Linked DNA regions of Homo sapiens: regions 1 and 3 are each linked to region 2. A link is a loop called in an ENCODE intact Hi-C map of the cell type or tissue named here. Cell type or tissue: Caco-2. All regions are shown on one strand.

Evidence for each region. Peaks named below come from ENCODE experiments on the same cell type or tissue, not always from the same donor. Only the 100,000 strongest peaks of a DNase experiment are listed, where the experiment ranks them.
Region 1: a loop joins it to region 2, with 19 times the contacts of the local background. A loop is called at or near these places in 3 of 110 quality-filtered maps.
Region 3: it touches region 2 in a loop (8-fold over the local background); 3 of 110 quality-filtered maps call a loop at or near these places.

The regions. Positions count from the first base shown.
Region 1 is chr10:23,884,278-23,888,277 of GRCh38, forward strand. It overlaps a transcript of KIAA1217 not described here. Among named protein-coding and RNA genes, the nearest start is that of KIAA1217, 320 kb to the right of the region's middle. In Caco-2, a CTCF peak has its summit at 2,291; no DNase peak of the experiment used is centred here.
Region 2 is chr10:24,194,715-24,198,714 of GRCh38, forward strand. It overlaps a transcript of KIAA1217 not described here. Among named protein-coding and RNA genes, the nearest start is that of KIAA1217, 12 kb to the right of the region's middle. In Caco-2, a CTCF peak has its summit at 1,921 (motif pointing left); a DNase peak (open chromatin) is centred at 1,927.
Region 3 is chr10:24,317,622-24,321,621 of GRCh38, forward strand. The region is part of intron 2 of KIAA1217; the gene reads left to right. Among named protein-coding and RNA genes, the nearest start is that of MIR603, 44 kb to the left of the region's middle. In Caco-2, a CTCF peak has its summit at 2,040 (motif pointing left); DNase peaks (open chromatin) are centred at 1,002 and 2,000.

The sequences.
Region 1 (4,000 bases), 310 kb before region 2:
GTCCGTGATTTGGATTTTGGCCATTCTAATACGAATATGGTAACATCCCATTGTTGCTTTAATTTGCATTTCCCTGATGACAAATGATGTAGGTGGCAACTTTTCTTACCCATTCTTGATTACTCTAAAGCTTGAAAGGATGTTGCGGATGTCCAGAGAAATCTAACCACTGAAAATACAAGGGAAGTATACTGTCAGTCTAACGATTGCTGACATGTCCCTTCTTAGAGCAGCAATCGGGCAAGCCACAGCCTTATTTCATGTCATCTTCATCTCTTCAGCTAATTTAGCCTGTAATGCACTATCAGTTTGATATTCTCAGGAGTGAAATTATTTTCCAAGGTAGGGAGGCCTCTTTCTTGGCCAGACCATTATCCAGGGAAGAATGAAATTCAGGCACTATAAAACATAATCTCTTGCTTTTCCAGTTGCCTCTCTAATTATCCTACCATGAGCACTGACACGTGGTAGAATTAGAGGAATTATTCCTGCAGCTTTGCCCTTCAATGCAGGCTTCAGGTTTGTCCCCAGCAACTTGCTTACTAGTTTCCTGTTCTTGGGAACAGTAGAGGGTCTGGCACCTGGTAATTCCCAGTTGTCAATAATCAGCCATCTCTGCAGTTACTCATTAACTCCAGCACTCCATCCTCAACTCACTAGAAGTTTAATTTAAACACAATTGTTCGGAGTGGGTCTGCCACCTTTCCTCTTCTCCCATTTCTCCAGTCTTGCCACACTCTTCTCTCCTGATAGTTTAAATTGCTATTTTGGGAGGGAACTATTTCTGTTTCCAGAAGCCAAAGAACAGAATAAACAGAATGTTTTTTGTGTTTTGTAGTTCACAGTGTACTATTAAAAATTCAGTTTGTAAATAAAAATTGTATTTATTTAAGATGAACACTGTGATGTTTTGATATATACATAGTGAAATGACTATCACACTAAATCTAGTTAACACACTCATCTCCTTATATAGTTACTGTGTGTGTGTGGTGAGAACACTTAAGATCTACTCTCTTAGCAGATTTAAACTCTACGGTACAATATTATTAAGTATAGTCCTCATGCTGTACATTAGAACTCTAGAGCTTATGTATCCTACAGGACTGAAACTTTGTACTCTTTGACCAACATGTCCCCATTAAAGCCCTGAAGTTGGAATCTCTAAATGGGGAAACTGACAGAGAGTAGATTTGAAGGTGAAGGACTTCGCCTGGGAGAGTCTTGGAAGAAATCCACATAGGGAGCAAGTTATAATGACAAATGCTCTTCTCTCTTTATAGACTTGATCTCCTTAAGTCCATGGATGAACTCCGTAAGTCCAGGAAAAGTCTCTCATTCATCTTTAGGTCTTTAGCATGTAGCTCTGTGTTCAGCATTTAGGAGATGCTTGATAAATATTCGTGGAACTGATCAGAACAGAGCCACACACAGTTGAGCCAGGGACACGTGGCAGTCAACTGGCGACTGAGTTCAGTCGATGACAGAGCAATGGGAAAAGGATGGAAATAAACTTCTCACCCCTGCTTATATTCACAAAGATCTTTGTGCTGCATTTTTGTTTGAAGCTGTGTGCCTAGATAACCCATGAACACAATCAATTCCAAATTGAGCTGTCTTTCAAATCATTGAAACAGGAACAATTGTTGTAACCATGTTTAGTGGGTTATTTGTGGTGCCAAAGATGCCCAAGTGAAAGAGTTACTTCCCATCATCACTTCACAGTCATGAAGTGGTGCTGGCTCTTTGAAACGTACTTACGCGTATTTCCTGTTCAGCTCTGGGTGTGATTGTGTGGGTGATGCCTTCAGTGCCGAGGGTGGCTGTAGGGTCTGCAGCTGTTAGTAGACGAATCATTATTCTGATGTTGGCTCCTGTCCTTCACAAATAATTTTAGGAAAAAAGCTGACCCTGTAGTGACCTTTTCTGATTTCCAGTAGCCAAGTGTTCCTCTTATTGCTAACTGTGTGGATGTTAACATGGGCATCTTCACATTTGGATCAGAAAACAATATTATTCTGAAACACTTTCCTTTGAATGTCTGGTGTCTCATGTTCATTCAAAAGGATTGTCTCCAGTGTCCACGTATGGCTGACTCTACTAGTCAGTTGCCTTTTAGTCAAAACAGTTTCTGAAAGACAAAAGTTCTGTGTTAAGCATGCTTAGGAAAAGTGATTGCAGAAATAGCCATGTCAGTCAGAGGCCAGAATGCTCTTTCAGATTAGGGTATCAGACGGAGGAAGCTACTGGGCTTTGGTCAACGTGTTTCATTTTTAACAGGCTCGCTAGGGCGCAGCAGAGAGAGAAATCGTATTCACCCACTGAAAACCCAGCAACTGACTTAATGACAGTTGAACAGGAGAAACACAAACTTCAGGTTGAGGTTGATTTTTGCATGTGTGCATTCTCTTAAAAGACATCTTCTGTTATTAGCATAGCCTCTTTTAGACTGGGTGGTTATGGCTTTTTTATATTTTAAAAGTATTTATTTTCCTTATAAATGTCATTTGATAACAAATTAGTAGTCATTAAGGTAGTAGGAGCAACCAATCTTGTTGACTTTTTTTTTTTTTAACTTTTGAAGGAATTTACAGATAAAATGTTAGTCACATTGAATTTTGGAATCAAATTCTCCAACTGCTGTAACCAGTAGAGAATACATTTTCCTGTACCTTATTCTGTAAGCCTATCAAATAATGTAATTTTGAAGGGATTTGAGGCCCCTCTTAATTCAATCTTTATCATTAAAATATTTCTGGCTCTACTTAGTAGGGAAACAGAATAAGAGTCAGGAATCCTAGATTTTAGACTTGGCATTACCATCTTCTGGCTTTCTTATCTTTGGAACATCATTTAGTTCCTCTGAAACTCAGTTTCCCAAATTATAAGAAGTAAAAGGATGATAGCAGCTAACAATATTGATGATCATATCCAATAATGTGTGCCAGAGTCTTTTTTTAAAATTTAAAGCATTATATAAGTGTTTTATGTTTAAGAAAAGATATGGATGCAAAAAAATAGATTGTGTCAATGCTGGGACACAGTGGGTTGTTAGTTTTTAATCTGTAAATCACAGCCTTTGAAATGTTTCCATTGTTAATGTTCTTATAACAAAGAGTTGTAAAAGAAAGAAAAAGAAACACAGCTATAGGCGACCATTAGGCTAAGTTAGAATCTGTCTAATGTGAATGTGAGGCTTTTCACATCTCTGTCCTGAGGGCTCAATATTCACAGTAACATAAGAAAAACAAAATTATATTTGTGAACACACACCAGCCTTGAGATTTTTTTATATTGTCTATAATAAAGCTATAAAATGCTCATTTTATACCATACATTCTCGGTTTCTTTTAAATAAAAATCTAACTTGTTGGGCTTTCGTGACAATCCAGATGTGATTACCCTTTGAAAGAACCTGAAATTTTATTTTTAGTTTTTACTTGTTTACTTATTTATTTTTAAGACAGGGTCTCACTCTTTCCCCCAAGATGGATTGCAGTGGCACAATCTCAGCTCACTGCAACCTCCACCCCCAGAGAACCTGAAATTTTAAAACAACTGGAAAGTTTTACCAATGACTGAGAATTTATTTCCTTTTGAAAAACCCAAAATAAATATTATCCAGCTACTGGCCAGTGCTTATGATATATCTCTTATGAAATAGTTATCTTTGTGATTTTGTGTAAATCTCATAAATTTTGATACATTACTTAGGATTTCTTTCATTGGCAAGATGGTTCTCTGTAAATAGAGAACAATGGACAACCTCTGTAAAATTTTTAGCAGGTTTTACATTTGCAAAACGGAATACAGTCAAGTTTGCAATTGTTTTTGTGTAGCTTTCCAAACATTTCCACTTGTCTTAACATAGGACGTCCAGGCCATGTGCAGAGAACAGCTTACTAAACTACCTCTGTGACTCATTTTACCAGGCTCACACCTGTCTGACATTAAACCTTGGGACTAGATTTAAGAACTTGAGCATAACACCAATTTGACC
Region 2 (4,000 bases):
CTGGGACTATAGGCATGCACCACCTATAGTCACACCCAGCCAATTAAATTTTTTTTTTTTTTTTTTTTTTTTTAGAGAGAAGAGTCTCAGTATGTTAGTCAGGCTGGTCTCTCAAACTCCTGACCTCAAGTGATCCTCCAGCCTTGGCCTCCCAAAATACTGGGATTAGAGGCATGAGCCACAGTGTCCAGCCCGTGTCTTTATTTCTATTGTATATGACTGTTCTTCTCTGTACGAGGATAACAAGTCCCCAGTCTTATCCCTCCATGCTCCTTCCAAGTGCTGGAGGCCAAGAGGAGAATGAGGCTGTCTTCCTCCTCTCCTGGTCCCCTCCCTGCCAGGCCACCCTGGGTGGGCTGTATTCTTCCAGGGAAGGCAGATTCCTCCAGGCAACCCTCCCCTTGACTCTCTCTCTGGGCTGGGGAATGAGCTTTCTCCTCTTGCTCCTTCAGGCCTAGGAGAAGTAAGAGTCCCTGTCCCTGGACTGCAGCATCCCTGGAAGTATGATCAAAACCCTGTCCAGTCCCATGGAAACTCTGCAGTGCCTTTTATTAAGCTTCCTGTATTTCCAGCTACAAGATGCCATGTCTTCTTAATCCAGACCCTGACCGAGAAAACCATTAGGAGATGGCTCAGGAGTATTTCTCCTTGTTCCAGCTGAAGCCCAAATCATCCTTCAATGATGGCTCTGACTCTGCAGGTTGCCCAAGACAAGGAACCCAGAAAACAGGGCTTTTGTGGACGAGGCAGCCATGAACCTGCCCTGTCTCGAAGGTTCTTTGGGGATTAATTGTTGGGACTGGGGATAAGCGTTTCTGTTTCAGGACTTCTACCTCCAGAAAAGAACAGAGGGAGGTTGGAATCAGAGGGCAACAGAGCCACTAAGATAATATGTGAAAATGCTCCCAGGAAAGTCAGAATATGGGAAAATCTGATGACAGCGAGATACTGAATGAGAATTGTTTTTAATCCGCCAGGAAAGGAAGTGGCTCTGGGGAGAGCCACTGAGGAGCAAATCTTTTAGGTGAAATGTGCTAAGAAAGGGAACTTAGGAAAGGTTTTGCTTTGGTTTTTGTTAGTTTTTACAAAGAACTAGGGCTTTGCTGATTATGTCATTGAAAAAATATGTATTGGCTGGGCGCAGTGGCTCACGCCTGTAATCCCAGCACTGTGGGAGGCTGAGGCAGGAGGATCGCTTGAGGCCAGCAGTTTGAGACTATTCTGGGCAGCACAGCAAGATTCCATGTCTACAGAAATTTTTTTTTACATAATTATCCAGGTGTGGTGGTGTGCACCTGTAGTTCCAGCTAGTGGGAGGCTGAGGCAGGAGGACTGCTTGAACCCAGAAGTTCAAGGCTGCAGCAAGGTATGATTGCACCACTGCACTCCAGCTGGGGTGACAGAGTGAGACCCTGTCTCAAAACACACACACACACACACACACACACACACACACACTGCCCTCACAAGTTGGAGCATACTTACATTAAAGGCTTTATTGTTACCTGATTTGAATTAATTAGGCATCCTGTGTTTTCCCTGGCAACCCCACCCAACGCGCAGTGTCTCTGGTCACAGTGCCTGGAAGGAGCACATTGGGGCCTCACAGCTTCCAGGCAATTGCACAGGAGGCAGCTCAAAACAGTAATCAATCTTGGGAAATTTTCCTGATTTCTGTTTTCATGTTTACATTTTTATTAGAAAACAAAAAGCATTGCCAAAAGTGGATGTTTACAATTGCTTGGGGGTAAAATATTACTATGATTCCTGATTCTTGCTGTACCAAGTATCGGGGATGATTAGGGAGAAGAAATCCAAGAATGCTTTCATTGGAAATTCAGGAAAAAGTTTACACCTTGAAGAGGGCAAGGCTGACGTTCATATGCAGCCTTTTGACTCTCTCGCCCCCTAGTGGCCATATGCCTAAACAGGGGTTTGCGTTCCTGCTGGTGACAGTTGCGTCCCCTTGGACTTCTCCATTGCACTAACTCTGCAGTAAGTGAAGTAATAATAAAATACATAGGAAGGTGAAGGTCCAGGCATATCTAAGCCCCAAAACCAGTCTGAGCGGTGCGTAGAGACAGGGCCGAGGTGCAGATGCTGCGCTGCTCCCCTGTAGCCTCCAGCTGTTTTATGGGGCTCCTGGGCTAATAGGGGAAAATCTGGCTTCACACCCTGGGGATTGAATCTGCCTAGAGTTGGTTGCCTTTATTTACACTCATTTACCCAACAAATATTTCTGGAGTGCCTACTATATGCCAGGCACCGTGCCAGGTGCTAAGCATCATTACACTTCACATCCTTCACTACGATATGGAGTTAAACGAAAGAGTTTGCACAGAGTTCTAGAAATTGTACCCAAAGCAAACTGAACACACAGCTAGGCACAGGCAGAAATTTGAGAACTGTGAGGGGATCTATATAACCAATGACCTTTTAGTTAAACTAATATCCCTGCCACATCCTTTCTTTATAACTCATATATACACGGTTTCAGCATCTTTTTTGATAAATGGTCATTAGACTTCTTGACAACTATTTATAATTCGGCACCCAGTAATCAATCAGAGTTGCATATGGTACAAAATTAATGCCATGTGATGTGCCTGGAGCCATTTCTGACTTATGGAAAAAAGATGGTGTTGGCAGAATGTTGAATTTTCATCCCTGTTTCTAGAACGTGCAATGCTGACTTGCTGACATTGAAAGAATGTACCAACAGAAACCTATTAGAGCAGTGAACTTGTTTTGGAAATAGTTGGGTTGGGCCTATTTGTGGTAGCACTGACCAAAGTCAATCAGGGAAAAGAACTGAGGCGGAATGTTGAAACATAACCTGAGTTTGTTCAGCAGTCTGGAGCATCTCCCAACTTCCACTACCCTATGTGCAATTTAATTTCTACATCCTGCCAATTTTACTTCCTGAGTATTTCTCAAAGCTTTGCCTTCTTTTTATCTTTATAATTCCCTTAGTTTCAAATCTCACATATTTTTTCCTGAATTACTGTAACAGAAACTTTATTGTAATCTCTTTTCCTGCTTCTCTCAAATCCATTCTCCACACAGATTTATCTCAAACACAAATCTGATCATGTCCTTAGTCTGCTATTGTCTTGTTCATGACTCCATGGTGCTTGCAGGACACAGTTCAAGCTTTTTGTGCATGAAATGCATGGACCTGACACCTGTCCTGGTGCGCGGAATGCATGGGACGGATAGTTGTCCTGCCACATCCACCATCATTCCATCATCTTTCCTATCACATCCCTCCTGGGGTTTTGCAGGTGCTCTGAATTGGTCTGTGAGCCTATTGAGTGAATATCCAAACATATGCATCCACCTCTGTGCTGTGTTGCTTATGAGTTTTCTCCTTGGTAAACCAGGTAACCCTGATGTGACCGAATGCCATTATTCAAAACATGTTATGAGTCTGTGTTGTTTTAAAGAGTCCCATTATCAGTGGGTAATATTTCTGTCCGATTCCAGAAGCTTACTGCCCTTCTCTTCCCCACTTCTCAGCTACAGAGAATTCTTCAGCTAATTCTCTTTGGTGTTCAGGATTTCATTAATCGGATTCTGACCTCAACATAAAATGGAAATGTTTGGGATACTGGGTGGGCGTGGTGGCTCATGCCTGTAATCCCAGCATTCTGGGAGGCTGAGGCGGGTGGATCACCTGAGGTCAGGAGTTTGAGACCAGCCTGGCCAACACGGCAAAACTCCATCTGTACTAAAAATACAAAAATTAGCCAGGCGTGGTGGTGCAGGCCTATAATCCCAGCTATTTGGATGGCTGAAGCAGGAGAATTGCTTGAACCCGAGAGGCAGAGGTTGCAGTGAGCCAAGATCGTGCCACTGCTCTTATCTCGAAAAAAAAAAAAAAAAAGCATTTACTCAGGATCTGTGTGTGCCTCGGGCTGTGGTAGGAAATGGGGATTCAGAGACAATAAAGCTAGTCTTACTCCTTGGTGACCTCATAAATCTCATGAAAGAGGCTCAC
Region 3 (4,000 bases), 120 kb after region 2:
TTTAGAATATACATGTATATTGGCATGTATGTAGAATATGCATGTCTGGAACTCCAGAATACAATCTGGGCTGCAGCCATCAGTGTACAGGTTAAAGGTTCTTAGGCTTTCTCTGTTCACGGCATTCCTGTAGACTAAAAGAAACAGCTAACAGCTCCGTTTATTAAGTAGTAAAGCCCAAACAACTTAGTAATTATTTATGACCTAACAATTTAGTGGCCAATTGAAAATACAATCACATCAATTCAAAAGAAAAGATGTATTTTTTCATTTTTAGGTGATGGCTGGTTTTATGCATCAACGTGCGTAGGGCATGGGGCCTAGATATTTGGTCAAACCCCTGACTGGGTATTGCTGTGAAGGTTTGTTTTTTAGATGAGATTAACATTTAAATAGGTAAGTTTTCTGGGTGCAGTGGCTCATGCCTGCAATCCCAGCACTTTGGGAAGCGGAGGCAGGAAGATCACTTGAGGCTAGGAGTTTGAGACCACCCTGGGCAATATAGCAGAACCTGTCTCTAAATAATTAGATAGATAATTAGATAGAGATAGATTAGATTAGAGAGGTAGGTAGGTAGGTAGATGATAGATAGATGGATAGATAGATAGATGGATAGATGGATGTATAGATAGATGAATAGGTAGGTAGATAGATAGATAGACAGATAGACAGACAGACAGACTGATTGAGTAAAGCAGATTATCTTCTATACTGTGGAAGGCCTCATTCAATAAGTTGAAGGCCACAAGAGAAAACAGACTGAAACAGGCTGAGGTTTCCTTGAGGAGGAGGGAATTCTGCCTCTAGACTGTCCTTGAACTTGAGCTGCAGCATCAACTCTACCTTAGGTCTCCATCCTGCTGACCTTCCCAGCAGATTGTGGATTTGCCATCCCCCACAATCATGTTAGTCAGTTCCTTAAAATCATCACTCTCTCTCTTTCTGGTTTTCTCTTGAATACACACGTATACGCACACCTCCCCCTCTCTTATCTGGAGAACTCCGCCTTCTACAATTACCAGTGGGATGTGTGCACCTGTTGGGCACCGCACAACTCCCCTGACCTTGGAATCAGATTGGACAACATTTCCTATTCCGCTTTGATTTTTCTGCAGTACTGGCATTTTAATCCCAGCAACCTCTGAAAACCTCATGTTGCAAAAATGACATCAACAAGAAGAATGCTTATGATCTAATGTTGAAACTGTGAACTACCTGAAGTGAATCATTAGCCCAGTGTGTAACAAGTATTGCTGTGTTTCCCTCAAAAAGTTAAAATATCCCTCAGTGCCTCTGTGAGTTCGCTGTGGCATCCCATCCAGGACACCTGGGTGCACGGTTTGGGAGCTGCAGGTAGAGTGGCAGCAGTAGTCATGGGAGTGGATGAGTTCAGGTGGAGGGCACAGGAGGTGGAGACAGCAGAGAAGAGCTTCACAGAGAACATCTAGGAGGGACAGCTGAAGAAGCGCTTTGGGGCCGGGCGTGGTGGCTCACGCCTGTAATCCCAACACTTTGGGAGGCCGAGGCGGGCAGATCACCTGAGGTCAGGAGTTCGAGACCAGTGTGGCCAACATGGCGAAACACCGTCTCTACTAAAAATACAAAAATTAGCTAGGTGTGGTGGTGCATGTCTAATCCCAGCTACTCAGGAGGCTGAGGCATGAGAATCCCTTGAACCCAGGAGGCAGAGGTTGCAGTGAGCTGAAATCATGCCACTACACTCCAGCCTGGGTGACAGAGCGAGACGTTGTCTCAAAAAAAAAAAAAAAAAAAAAAAAAAAAAAGGCAGGGGATGGCTTTGGAAAGGAGATTCTAAAGGGAGACTAGAGACACAGGGAAAAATTGATGTACTGTCTGTGAACAGCAAGGAAAATATGATTACACCTAAGAGATGAAATTGGCATAGGCGAGAAGTCAGAAAAATAATCTATACAGCTTGCATGGTTGGGGAGTTAGGAGAGGCCAAGGCCACGTGCACGTAGAGCAAGAGGTAGAAGAGGCCCGGGGGCTAGAGCGCACCCTGGTGGATAGTGTGAGAATTTCACACTGGCTCAAGCCTTGAAGACCACCCCAGGGGTGCGCCTTAGCAACGCACTTATGCAAGACCCCAACAACTGGCCCTTGAAAGGAGCTTTTCACTGGTGGGGTGTGGCCCTGCTTGTATTCAGAACCATAGTTTTAACAAGCCAGCATTAAATCCACAAGTCTTTGCCAAAGCACTTTAAGCCTCTTGACATTTATTGGAATTAATTTACCTGCAAGGAAGTTCATATATCTAGCTTTGTTAACCCTACATTCGGGAAAATGTTTCCATGAGATAACTAAAACCCGCATGAATGATACAATACTGTGACAAAACCCAAAGGTGGCATAATTAGCATATAAAACTCCCAAATTTTTTTTGCAATTACCATCGTCTAGTAACTGGTTGTTTCATTAGGTAAAAGTGGATGGAATCAGTGGAATTATATGTATGATATGAAATGCTCTTTGGCATCTATTAAATTTTTATTTTGAAGAAAAAATAAAGGACAAGGAAAGCATCCTATTCCAAGACTCCAAGGAGATTATATTTTTAATTCCACACCACAGAAAATGCAAACAAATTTCTAATTACACTTCATGCATGGAGATCTGTAGAGGAAAAATAAATTGGTACCCATCCACCCAAAAGCCACAAATCAGACATAGAATGGCTAATCACAAATATAACTTGTGTGCCTGATGCTGATTACTTTCTCCGCAGTCTGTTGTGAACAATTAAGAATTTAGATCTTGGGCTGGGAGTGCTGTTTTTAAAGTGTGACTCAAAAGCATAAAGTTCATTTAAATTTCTCCTAATCCTGGTTTGCAATTTCTATTCCTTTTTGGTTAGAGTATTATTTATCTTCAGGAGGCCCCTATTATACTATAAATATTGCCTTGGGGCAGTGTTCATAGCACCACAGCACCTATCTATCCATTTATCAGAATAATCAGCACTTCCTGTTGGCTGAGAAAACACTGTCATTTTTACTGTTTAAAAACAGAACAGCTTTCAGTAGCAATTGCCATTAATTGATTTCATGGCAGGAAGACGGAAAATTCTCCATTTTTTCATTCTCATAAGTCACCTAAGAACATCTTAAAAGCTACAGAGAGGCCGGGCTCAGTGGCTCATACTTGTAATCCCAGCACTTTGGGAGGCTGAGGCGGGCGGATCACGAGGTCGGGAGATCGAGACCATCCTGGCTAACACAGTGAAACCCTGTCTCTACTAAAAATACAAAACCAAAATTAGCCGGGTGTGGTGGCAGGTGCCTGTAGTCCCAGCTACTTGGGAAGCTGAGGCAGGAGAATGGCGTGAACCCAGGAGGTGGAGCTTGCAGTGAGCTGAGATCACACCACTGCACTCCAGCCTGGGCAACAGAGCGAGACTCCATCTCAAAAAAAAAACAAAAAAAATGCTACAGAGAAAGGGGACAGCTGCCATGGAAAACAGTGGGGCGGTTCCTCAGAAAAAAATAAAAATAGAATTATCATATAACCCTGCAATTTCACTTCTCTGTACCCAAAATAATTGAAAGCAGGAACTTGAGATATTTGTACATCCACGTTCATAGCAGCATTATTCACAATTGCCAAGGGATAGGCTCGGCACAGTGGCTTATGCCTGTAATCCCAGCACTATGAGAGGCTAAGGTGGGCATAATGGATCACGTGAGGTCAAGAGTTCGAGACCAGCCTGACCAACATACCAAAACCCCATCTCTACTAAAAATACAAAACTTAACTGGGCGTAGTGGTGCATGCCTGTAATCCCAGCTACTCAGGAGGCGGGAGAATTGCTTGAACCCAGGAGGCAGAGGTTGCAGTGAGCCAAGATCGCGCCACTGCACTCCAGCCTGGGTAACAGAGAGCAAGGCTTCATCTCAAAGGAAAAAAAAGGAGCCAAAGGATGGACACAACCCAGGAAGAATGGATAAAATGTGAAGGAAATTCTGACACATGCTACAAAATG